3 separate regions of the Homo sapiens genome follow, and regions 1 and 2 are each linked to region 3. The links are chromatin contacts, found by Hi-C in ENCODE. All regions are on one chromosome and are shown on one strand. The core of a region is the stretch at or near the end of the contact, and the rest is flanking DNA. Distances in the headings are between cores, read along the strand shown.

Region 1 (3,833 bases), core at 1,167-3,666, 290 kb after region 3:
ATTGGTGGCCTTCATATGGTCAATGGAAGCCAACACTGCTTAAAGAATAAGGAATAACAGAAGGCTAAGTACACATTTGGGGACTTTAAAAAAATCACAAAATATTTCATTGAAAGCAACTTTGTGTTTTTAAAATCAGGAAAAGCTTGCTGTTCAAACTTCTAAAATGGGTTTTTGAACACAATGCAAATAGTTTAGAGAAAGAATAATAATTTAAAAAAATGCCTGATCCATTTCTCTAACGAATGATCAGGAAAGCAGAGGCAAGAGGTGACTTTAATTTCACAAGCAAATACATACGCATGTGCACATTTATACGTCTATTTTCTGATTACGTCATACTCCAGGCAACAAGGGGGCCTGGTCAATGTAGAACTTCTCAGACACAGAGCTGCCAGACAGTGTGAGAGTGGAACCCAGATGCTGAGCTTGCCAACACCTTACTGGGGAGAGAATGTCAGGTGCAACCGAGAGACAACATTAGATTAGCTGTGCACTTTGCAAGAAGAGGGGAAGAGGACAATACGTTCATCCTGAGAGCTGCTTCTGAGAACCTCAGGGAAGAAGTCTAGAACCCTGATCTACATAAAGTGACAGATGACGGACTCGCTGTGGAGGACTCCTGAAGTAGTGTCCCTGATTAGAATGCTGATTTCTTCCCCAAAGGTGATGTGGGCACAGAACTGAGCTGTGTGAATGGGAGGCCAAATAAGCTCTGCTGAATTTGCTCTGGCAGCCCAAGTCCTTAAGGTGAGGCCTGTCTGGCTGCTGCTGCTGTTACCAGTCTTTTAGTATGGTTAGTCATTTCTCTTGTTCCTGCTGCTGTTAAAAGAGCTTTTCCTGTTTTTCCTTCTGCCTTGAAGCTGGCCAGACATCTGTGGAGTGACAGGGCCTTTCCAAGAAGGCAGAGTCAGAGTGATGAGGTCCACACAGGTCAGTGAGATGAAGACACGAAGGAATATGTAAGCACCCAGGACTCGGTCCCAGTGACAGTTACTTGTTAAGAGGAATGTGTGACAAACCCCACTCCTGAGCCCTTCTGATGGCATCAGAAACCTGGGGGAAATATACAGAGTTTCTTCTGGGAGGTGACTAGCTGGTGCCATTAAAACATCTATCCCAGTAGGGCAGGGCCTGGGGTCACCTCCCCGCCATATTCTAAAGAATCACATCCTCTTGCTGGAGCAGCAGGTGTTGCAGAGGTGTGAAGGGGGCCAACACAGTTTCTGGGCAGGAAGTCCAAGCTGCTGGCCTTTCTGGGCAGGGTGACAACTGGAGGGAAGTGTGCAGCAGCATTCTGCCATTGCTGGCAAGTCTCCGTGAGGGTGGGAGGGACCCCAAGATGGTGAGTTGACTTGGATGCAGTGCCTATCCCTGTTGCACTCCCAAAGCTGCAGATGGAAGGAGCAAGTGTTTCTCAGCTCCTCAGGTTTGCGTCTGTCCTCAAAACATGGCTCCCCTTCTGCCTCCTTTCTTGCAGGTTTAAATCTCCCGCAGCCCCTCTCCTTCCTGTGTGAATGCAGAGTTGGCTCTACAGAGGGTGAGTGGAGCATCTGGCAGTGGTTACTTTGCTGTGGTCACTGTAATTTTTGTGAAACAGCACCAAGATTGATCGCTCCCTCCCCTCTCTTAATGTTGGAGGTTCAGAAGACAGGGATCTGGTCTCTCCGAACCACATCAAGGTCATCATCCAAAGTTAACAAAACCTGAAGTGAGAGGGACAGAGAAATGAAAGGAATGGACAGTCACTGTCACACTAAGTCCTGTTTTCTCTCTGAGATGCACACAGACTGGAAACTGTTAGTTCCCTCTCATTCTCATGCCTTCTGCAGCTCTCTGCAATCCTTTGCTCTTAATAGGCACTTATTATAATTATACAATTCATTTGTCAATTAAATATTCATGAAGGTTTATGATGTGCTATTCCAGATGCTATGGAGATATAGTTGGTAATGAAAGAGACAAAAATCCCTATTCTCCATGTAGCTTACATTCTAAAGAGGGCTTTAGACGTGAAACAAATACATGAGTAAAATATAGCATGTTAGATAGTAATAAGTGCTAAGGATAGAAGTTAAATAAGGGAGGAAATACAGGAAGTATCAGGTGTGGGGAGGTAAAAAATTTTGATAGGGTGGCCTGGGAAGTCATTACTTAGGGGACATTTAGGTCAAGAGTCAAAGGAATAAAGTCCTGTTGGATAGAGTATTGCTATATAAGAAATGTACCCTCCTCCTCCATTTCTAGTTCATTTGACTACTACTGCCCCACGTGGAATCTTTAGTTCCACTTTTGCTGTCTCTGTCTCTCTCATGAAGGTGACGATCAAAAGTAAAAGACGTAAGGACTGTTTATACAGATTGGCCAAGCTTCCCAAACTGGCCACTAGAGGATAGCCCTGCTCCACTCTTGAAGTCATATGGCCTGCCTGAGCCCGCTTTGCGTGGAGCCCGGGCATCTAGTAGGTCTGGAGCCCGGGAGTCTAGTAGGGTTGTTAATTGTCAATTGAACCTGCCTACAGGCACCATGGACTTTTAATTGGGAAAAATCAAAGTTAGGATTAAAGGATGGAACTATAATCCAGGGTTGATATAAATACTCATGGCTTCTGAGAAAGGGTTGGGGCAAAAAAATAGAGAAACTACAGGAGAGATTTGGGACAGACTGGTCAGAAGGCAACAGACACGTGGCTGCTACCCCAAGCCACTTAAGGAATATGTAAAATATTTGTGAAATATTCAGGGAGACTGGAGGAGGAGGAGGAGGAGGAGGAATGTGAGTATGGCATAAGAAGGAATAACCCAATGTTATCGGAATTGCTAAAAGTGGTTCCTGGGGGAATTCTGGGCATGTGGGTCTAATAACCAATTCAGAACAAACGTGCTGTGCAACTTAGGGAAAGTAATTTTGTCCCTCTGTGTCTAAAGATATTGAAGAGTAAAAGAAAAACTAAAGATCTAACCAAAGGATATAAAATTTATGAAAGAAATAAGATGGTCTGTACATTGAATTACAAGGAGGAAATGGAAAGTAAAATTAGAGAGGAATATAAAAAAAAGTAAGGAAGAGCAGAAGAAAAAGAGAGTACAAGATGTAAAGAGAGAAGAAAGTCACAAAAAGATAGATATGAACTCACCAAGAATGAGAAAAACAGAGCAGTAGCAGAGAGGAAGTGCCAGATGTCATGGTCATCGAAGAAATCCAGCAGAATGCACTCGCGGTTCTTCTCCCGGGATTCGGCCGGAGTTCCCTGGAGGAAGGTGAGGCAGGACATGGGCAAGATTCCCACAGTTCAACTGTTCAAAGAGTTGAACGTCCAGAAAGCCACAAAAACGCTACTAGATGTCTGGTTCGAAAAGTTAGCTTCCAAGAAAACATCCATCCACACAAAAACCTGTACACAAAGACCTCAAAAGCACAGGCAACCAAAGCAAAAATAGAGAAGCGAGATTACATCAAGCTACGAAGCTTCTGCACAGCAAAGGAAATGACGAACAAAGTGAAGAGACAACCCACAGAATGGGAGAAAATATTTGCAAACTATCCATCTGACAAGAAATTAATAACCAGAATATATAAGGAGCTGAAAGAACTGTAAGGGAAAAAAAATCCAATTTAAAAATGGGCAAAAGATCTGAATAGACATTTCTCAAAAGAAGACATACAAATGGCAAACAGGCATATGAAAAGGTGCTCAACATCATTGATCATCAGAGAATGCAAATCAAAACTACAATGAGATATCATCTTACCCCTGTTAAAAAGGCTCGTATCAAAAAGACAGGCAATAACAGATGCTGGCGAGGATGTGGAGGAAAGGGAACTCTCACACA
Region 2 (4,048 bases), core at 847-3,346, 340 kb after region 3:
GCACACAAGTCCACAGCAGTCTCAGATCCCCAGGCTGCTGAAACGCTGCACCTGGGAGTGCGTGCCCCTGCCCCTCCAATGTGCCCTGCATTTCTGGGCATCTGAACTTGAACTTCTGGGATTTCTCATCAGCTCCACCCCCTGGGGCTCTCTGAAGATTTTTTTCTTTCCACTCTAATTTTTCTTTCATAAAAATTAAATACCTGTTTTAAAAGTAATGATTTCTTTAGAAAGGACATTTCAAGACATTTAAGCAAGAGGTGTATAATTATAGAGGTGTTATTTAGAAGTCATAAAATTTGAGCACTATTTATAAAGGTAATGACCACAATTTAGGCTGTCATCAGGCTGGGCTCAGAATTTAGCTCGCAACAATAGATGTAATTTTTATATATCTACTTGCAACAGAAATCATAATCAATGTTGAGGATTGGTTCTTCTGAAGCAGAACTGAAAACTTCTGTCCTTAAGTCGCCTAAAGAAGCTAAAGTGAGTGTCAAACCCAGTTATGTTTCTGCTCCAGAGAGTCCTTGGCCAGAGTTTGGACCTGTGACACTTTGTGTGGGCTGGGTAGAGCCCTTTCAGCAGTCTGGGAGTGTCTCCCGGTGTTACCAGGGCAACATGAGACCTTCAATTCTTTGTTGCCAGATCAGAGAACAAAGAAGACATGATTTTCTTGGCTGGCGACATGACTTCTCCTTACTCTCTTGTCTGCACCCTGATCTTTCAAGTCCATCGGTTCCTCATGACAGCATGAAATTTGCAGAAGAAACCCATATTTTTTTGCCAGAGATTTTAATTTTCCCCATCATTTGAGTTTCAGTCATAATACTAAATGTATGAAGATTTGATATTCACTTTCTGTTTTTTCTTGTTCTTTATGTTTTATTTGCTAGTACAATGCATGCAAACTTGTAAAACATGTTACTGTGTTTAAGACTACCATTTATGTCCTCTCTTTCTCATGGAGTCGGCAGTATGTGCAAAATAAACATTGTATCTGTTGCAGATGAAATATTCTGCTTCCTTCCACATGAACCCTAACAGAGGTGGGGAGGGTTTATTTTGTTAGGGGTCATTGACAACAGAACAAAGCTAACTGAAGCTCATGGATTGTTAGTTTTAGAGAAAGAAGTATAAAAATTTCAACTGATTTGTTTTAAAAATTAAACACATTTTAACATGTTTATGTTATGTTTATTTGTTAAACATAAGAGGCTAAAAAACAATTTTGTTTCCTTGTGCTGGCTATTTCAAGAAAAGGGAGAAGGGAGAAGAAACCCATGGACTTGAGAGATGGGGGTGCAGATAGGGGAGTCAGGAGAAGAGGCAGAAAGGGGCCCATGGGTCGGGGGTAGAGAGAGGGAGAAGAAATACAGAGAGGAGAGTAATCAAGTAGAAGAAAAAGAAAAGGGATGGGACAAAAGACTACATAGAAAGAGAGGCAGGACAAACTTTCAGTAGTTTTTGAGGTGAGCACCAGAGAGGACTGTGAGATTCACAGCACCTTACTCATCTTGATTAACAAGCCCCTAGCACAGAGCACAGTGTGCATTCAAAGCCCCTCCTTTGTTTGTTGAAGGAAATGATATCCTATTATTCACTTGAACTATGAACTTCAGAATATCATTCCCTGTTATCTCCTTCTGCCATCTGCTATGAACTCCCTTCAGGACTGTAGCTTTCCCACCGACCTTCTTGTCATTGGGAACTGTCTGCCCTTCATTCCTCTGGTCTAAGTATAAACTCCGCACTCATGTACTTAATTCTCATTCTTTCTATCATTCTCTGGCACTTTGCATCTACAAATATCCAACTCTCCTATGAATTTAATCTGCCTTTCTACCTCTTTGTTTATAAATATATTCTAGTCTCAACCATTTTCAAAACAAATAACAAACACCCCACCCAAATGCCTCCCTTTTCCCTGGATCGCCATCCTTTAATGTCATCCTATGTCCTTCCTCTCTTCACAAACCAGCTGCTTCTAGGAGTATTCCATGTTTATCTCTCTTTCATTCTTTCCTCCACCCACTGCTATCAGGATTCTTTCTCCACCACGCCCTTGAAATTTCCTTTGCTAAGGGTAAGAGTCACCTCCTGTCTTAGCCTATTCAGGCAGCTATAACAAAAATACTGTCAACTCGGTGACTTATAAAGAATGGAAATCTATTATTTCTTACAGTTTTACAGGCTAGCAGGTTCAAGATCAAGGTGTCTGATGAGAGCCTGCTTCCTCATAGATGGTGCCTTCTCACTGCATCCTCATGTGGTGTAAAGGACAGAGGGCCTTTCTGGGGACTCTTTCATAAAGGTATTAATCCCATTCACAAGGGCTCCACTCTCACGACCTAATCATCTCCCAAAGGCCCCACCTCCAAGTACCATCACTGTGGAGATTTCAATATGAATTTTGGGGAAAGTAAACATTGAGACCATAGCACTATCTAATCGCTAAATCCAGTGACTTAACCCCCAGGGATTTCTCCCACACCTCTGGCTGTGTCTACTCAGCCCCTTATGATAGCTTCAGTTTCTCAGATCATCCCTTAAATGAGAATGTTACCCACAGCCTTGTTCTTGATCAACTCGTTTTACAATGTGTATCCAGCTGCTGTAAATACCACAATAATGCCAGTGAATCTCAAGTCCCTGTGTCCAGCCCAGGGCCATCTCCTGAGCCCCAGTCACAGAATAGTGATCCCCTGCTGGGCTTCTGCACTTGACCATCCCTTGAACACCTCAAACTCCACATGATAAAAGGGAATGTGCTGTCACTTCCCTGATCCTGACCTACTATGTCCCTTTGTCAGTAAACCTCACCAGACTTCTGACATCACTGTAGGAGTCATGTTGGACTACCCCCTTTCTATCGCTTTCCACATTTGATTAATCACCAGGTCCTACTCATTCTATTAGTGTAAAAGTAACCTGCCACCACCTGGAGCACCATGTTTGCTCAGTACAGCATCATTAAGAGAGAAAAAAAAAAAAAGGAATGTAAATCTTTATTGTAGTCTCCTCCAAAATACCAAAGGTAATTATATAGTATGACACATAGCAAAATGGTCTAAAATTCTCTTATCCACCCATTTCTTCAAAAAATCTATTACTTTTCACAGCATAGTAGCTGAGCTATCTCACTCACACACTCTCTCCTCTTAAAACAGACTCAAGATCCCTACTTAGAAGGCTAGAGGAGGGCTGAAGGCTGCAAGTATTCATGGAGGACTATAAATTTTATTCTGCCACATATATTTGCTGAATTATGAATTATCTCCATGTGTACTATTTGACTCGTTTTCTCCCTTACAACCTTGTTGCTGCCATACACATTCAAGTTCTAATCATTTTTCTTTCTTCTCCATTCAGATAACTTTTCATTTGCCTGTTTGTCCCTCATCTTTCATCTCTGTAATTCCTCTTCCACACTGCCACTCATGTCATCTCTAGAAATCAGATCTCTGAATGCTATCCTGTTGCTCACAATCCTTTAATGGCTCCCATAATCTGAAAGACGAAGTTCTACTCCATAGTCTAGCATCCAACATCTTAAAGATCAAAGTTGGGCACTGCCTGTTTCTCCAGCCCTATCTCCTGTAACCCTGTCTTGCCCAGGCATCATGTGGACCAGGCTTCTTGATGTGTTCCTGAAGACTGCACTAGTCTGCCTAACTGTAACTCAGAGCTCTCCCCTAAGTGTCATGTTAGTATACATCCATCACTTTGCCAGATATCTGTATTTCAAACCCAACCTGTCCCAAAGTGAAGTTATCATCTGTTCTTTTTCTTATCAAAATTCTCATTTTCTCTTAGTGGCCCCACCATCTACAAGCTACACTGGCATTATTGACTCTCTCTTTTCTTTTTCCCCTCATATCTAATAAAATTTCAGCAATTTCACCTCTCCTAATATTTCAATTCACCTCCTCATTATTTATCTTGACTACTGCATCAGCCTTCTAACTTCTCTGCATCCTGTTTTGTCCTCTTCAAATCCATTCTCCACACAACTATCACAATATAGACAACTGTTTAATTTTTTTTG
Region 3 (3,821 bases), core at 162-2,661:
CAGAAATCAAGCTCTAAGAATGATCTGGGTAAAGCATCTGTCAATATTAGTCAGGTTAAATCAAAGGGCAATAGTCTATGGATCAGAAAAACTCTGCTAGCTCTGGCTTCATCCCCAACTACTGCTGTTTATCCCTCATTGGATGATTTGTGTCTCCCTATTTTGCTAGAGGCATAAAGGACTTATGGATATCAGATAGATATTGATTTGCTTCTCCCTTCAACAATACTCTACGTAGGCAAAAACTCTTTACTGCAGTTTCAAATAATGGCTCCTTCAGCGTAGAAATGAATCACAAAACTAGGCAATTTTGCTAAGCTTTGTGAGGTAACTTTCCAATTAGGCCTGGGAAACAGCTTTTTCTGACACAGAAGTATTATATGTTCACTGTAAAAATAATTCAAATATTCACAAAGGAAGAAAACAACTAAAGGTGATTCTGTTGATCTTGTTCATTTCCTTCACAGAACCTATCCTGACTTGTAGTTATATTTTTATTGATTTATTGACTTGTTATCTTTCTCCTGCTTACTATAGTAGATCAATATACTATCACTAAATAAAATGATGTTTGGTTTAAAGTGATCTGCAATCTCCCTCACTCCCTCTAAACCCACACACACATCCCCAGTCTCCTGGGATGGTTTACTTTTTGTGACCTTTTCAAATGTCACTTCAGTTCATTGACTTCAACCGTCTTCATAACTTCACAACTTTAAAAAAGTAAAAACACAGATTCATTATTTTACCCATTTAATACATATGACAAGTCCAAGATTTTGGAACGTGCTTAGGGAAACCAGTAGGAGCGCTTGATTTGCTATCTAATGATAATCTAATAAGAAAAAAATCGCCATACACTTTAAATAAAACTCCCCAAACAGAGGTCTGAATGTTACATATACCTTCTTACTGCTATAAAGCCAAACAGCCTTTGCAAGGAGCAAAGTGTGATCAGAGCTCCTGTGCAATAATGAATCTATACACTATTATTCTTTATTTCTAGATATGTACAATTTTTATCAGTTTTATTGTTATCCTTTATGCAACTTATAATGTTTCTTTTATAGGATTCTTTTTTTTTTTTTTTTTTTTTTGGAGACAGAGTCTCACTCTTGAGATTAAAAGCGTGTGCCACCACACCCAGCTAATTTTTGTATTTTTAGTAGAGATGGGCTTTCCTCACATTGGCCAGACTGGTCTCGAACTCCTGACCTCAGTTGACCCACCTGGCTCAGCCTTCCAAAGTGCTGGGATTACAAGCGCGCGCCACCACATCCAGCTGAAACTACTTTGGAAGGACCATTCTTATAAAAGAAGCAGGTGAGAAAGAGAAAACAAAAATCCTGGTTTTGGTGCTACTTACCTATTTGGCCACTGGGGGCCAGAGTAGATCTTCCTAAAGTCCTAAATTCAGGTAAACAGCGTATGACTAATCCATGCCCAGCTGCATACTAAAGCAAGAATGGTAAGGACACTAATAAAGCAGTCTCTATGTTACCCTTCATCTTTCCAAATGTCTCCCACTACATTGACTTCAATGGCAAGGATCTTACAATTTTAAGAAAAAGAGTCCTTAAAATGCCTACTTAATAAGTACAACAAGCCTCAAGTAATTTGTACTAAATTTTCCTTTAAACAACTACTTTTATTATATTTTTTGCTTTCTCTTTCTCTTTCCCTTTCTCTCTCCTATTGGTGGTTACAAGAAAGTAACACAATCATAGTGTCTATAACATCTATCCTCAAAACTGAAACATAAAAAGTATTAAATCTTTTTTTTTTTTGAAGAGACTGGATCTGGCTCTTTTGTCGCCCAGGCTAGAGTGCAATGGTGTGATCATAGCTCACTGCAGCCTTGATCTCCTGGGGCTCAAGTGATGCTCCTGCTTCAGCCTCCTGCGTAGCTAGGACTATAGGCATGCACCACCATGTCCAGCTAATTTTCTATTTTTTGTAGAGACAAGTCTTGCCCAGACTGGTCTCAAACTCCTGGCCCAAGCAATCCTCCCACCTTGGCCTCTCCAAGTACTGGGATTACGGGCATGAGCCACCGTGCTCAACCAAGAAAAACCAAAATCTTTTATCTTTCTCAAACCTAAAAGCAGTATAACACACACAATCTATATTTTGGAAGTTTTTAAAATATGTTTTAAAAAATTAAATTTTATATTAAGGAAAACACATTAACATAGTAAACTTACATCTACATAAAATGGTTGGGAAATGGGCTTACATTGACTAACACAATATTATTGTGTGCTGGGTATTATATATAATGCAGTGGAGATGTCTCTTCTTCAACCCTTCCGAGTTAAAGGTGCCCAATTAGGGTAATTCCCAGCCTCTCTCTACCCCTTTAACTCACTCTAACCATAGGAAGTAGATTATTGGTATGGACTGAATGTTTGTGTAGCCGCAAATTATTCTGTTAAAGCCCTAACTCCTGGTGTGGCTGTACTTGGAGATGGGGCCTCTAAAGAAAGTAATTAAGTTAATTGGCCAGGTGCGGTGGCTCATGCCTGTAGTCCCAGCATTTTGGGAGGCCGAGGCGGGCTGATCACGAGGTCAGGAGATCAAGACCATCCTGGCTAACATGGTGAAACCCCATCTCTACCAAAAATACAAAAAATTAGCTGGGCATGGTGGTGGGCACCTGTAGTCCCAGCTACTTGGAAGGCTGAGGCAGGAGAATGGTGTGAACCCGGGAGGCAGAGGTTGCAGTGAGCCGAGATCGTGCTACTGCACTCTAGCTCAGGGGACAGAGCAAGACTCTGTCAGGAAAGAAAGAAAGAAAAGGAAGGAAGGAAGGAAGGAAGGAAGGAAGGAAAGAAACAGAGAGAGAAAGAGAGAGAGAAAGGAAAAGAAAGAAAGAAAAAGAAAGAAGGAAAGAAAGGAAGAAGGGAAGGGAAGGAGGGAGGGAGAAGGAAGGAAGGAAGGAAAGAAATAATTAAGTTAAATAAGGTGGGTCCCAGATCTGGTAGAATTAGTGTCCTTATAAGAATAGACACCAGACACTCTGGAAGGCCGAGGCTAAAGGATCAGTTGAAGCCAGGAGTTCAAGACCACCCTGGCCAACATGAGGAAACCCCTTGTTTACTAAAATTACAAAAAATTAGCTGGGCGTGGTGGTGCATGTTTGTAATCCCAGCTACTCCAGGTGTTCCAGAGGGTGAGGCACAAGAATCGCTTGAACTCGGGAGGCAGAGATTGCAGTGAGCCAAGATCACACCACTGCACTCCATCCTGGGCGACAGAGCCAGACTCTGTCTCAAAAAGAAAAAAAAAAAAATACCAGAGAGTTTGCTCATGTATGCTCTCTCTCTCTCTCGTGTGCGTGTGTGTGTGTGTGTCTCTCTCTCTGTTGTTCCCTGCTCTGCTCCTCCCTCACACTTTGCTCCTCTAACCATGAGCATGTGCTAAGGAAAGGCTATGAGCAGACACAGTGAGAAAGTGGCAAGCCAGGAAGAGAGCCCTCACCAGAAACCAACTCTGCCAAACCTTGATCTGGGGTTTCTATCCTCCAGAATTATATGAAATAAATTTCTGTTGCTTAAGCTACCCAATCTGTAGTATTTTGTTATGGCAGCCTGAGCTACTAATACAGTTAGTAAATGTGGAAGGAGTATGTTGGGTAGGCTTGGCACACCTCTGTCCTTCTCTCTGGATCTAGGTGCCCACAGAAGCTGGTTCTCCTCCAGGGGGGATCGTCCCTCCAGTTGGGGAGGAGATTGAACATTGCCTGTGATTGATAGGTAAGTCCACCTCATTCTTCAGCTCCATCAGCAGCCCACTTATCTTTCACACATACCCACATCCGT

What was found. A loop is a pair of places that touch in the nucleus more often than their neighbours do. Pooled maps may share reads with other maps.
Region 1: a map of MCF 10A shows a loop between it and region 3 (4-fold over the local background). The contact joins two enhancer-like sites. A Hi-C loop is called at or near these places in 1 of 168 maps with a recorded cell type or tissue (MCF 10A), 3 of 37 single-sample maps with no recorded cell type and 7 of 50 pooled maps.
Region 2: a loop to region 3 is called in a pooled map, with 5 times the contacts of the local background. The contact joins two enhancer-like sites. A Hi-C loop is called at or near these places in 2 of 37 single-sample maps with no recorded cell type and 8 of 50 pooled maps.

What each region holds. Positions count from the first base shown.
Region 1 is chr3:113,625,519-113,629,351 of GRCh38, reverse strand. SIDT1 (SID1 transmembrane family member 1) reads right to left here. Exons shown (of 25, transcript NM_017699.3): 24 at 3,137-3,250; 25 at 1-1,706. The coding sequence ends at 1,644. Among named protein-coding and RNA genes, the nearest start is that of MIR4446, 33 kb to the right of the region's middle. RefSeq lists a silencer at 2,299-2,398. Within about 2 kb of position 2,416, at least 7 of the 41 ENCODE cell types and tissues checked have a DNase peak (open chromatin) inside an H3K27ac peak, as active enhancers do.
Region 2 is chr3:113,571,944-113,575,991 of GRCh38, reverse strand. All of the region lies in intron 3 of SIDT1 (SID1 transmembrane family member 1), which reads right to left. Among named protein-coding and RNA genes, the nearest start is that of SIDT1-AS1, 17 kb to the left of the region's middle. Within about 2 kb of position 2,096, at least 2 of the 41 ENCODE cell types and tissues checked have a DNase peak (open chromatin) inside an H3K27ac peak, as active enhancers do.
Region 3 is chr3:113,910,706-113,914,526 of GRCh38, reverse strand. The region is part of intron 9 of GRAMD1C (GRAM domain containing 1C); the gene reads right to left. Among named protein-coding and RNA genes, the nearest start is that of ZDHHC23, 35 kb to the left of the region's middle. Within about 2 kb of position 1,411, at least 2 of the 41 ENCODE cell types and tissues checked have a DNase peak (open chromatin) inside an H3K27ac peak, as active enhancers do.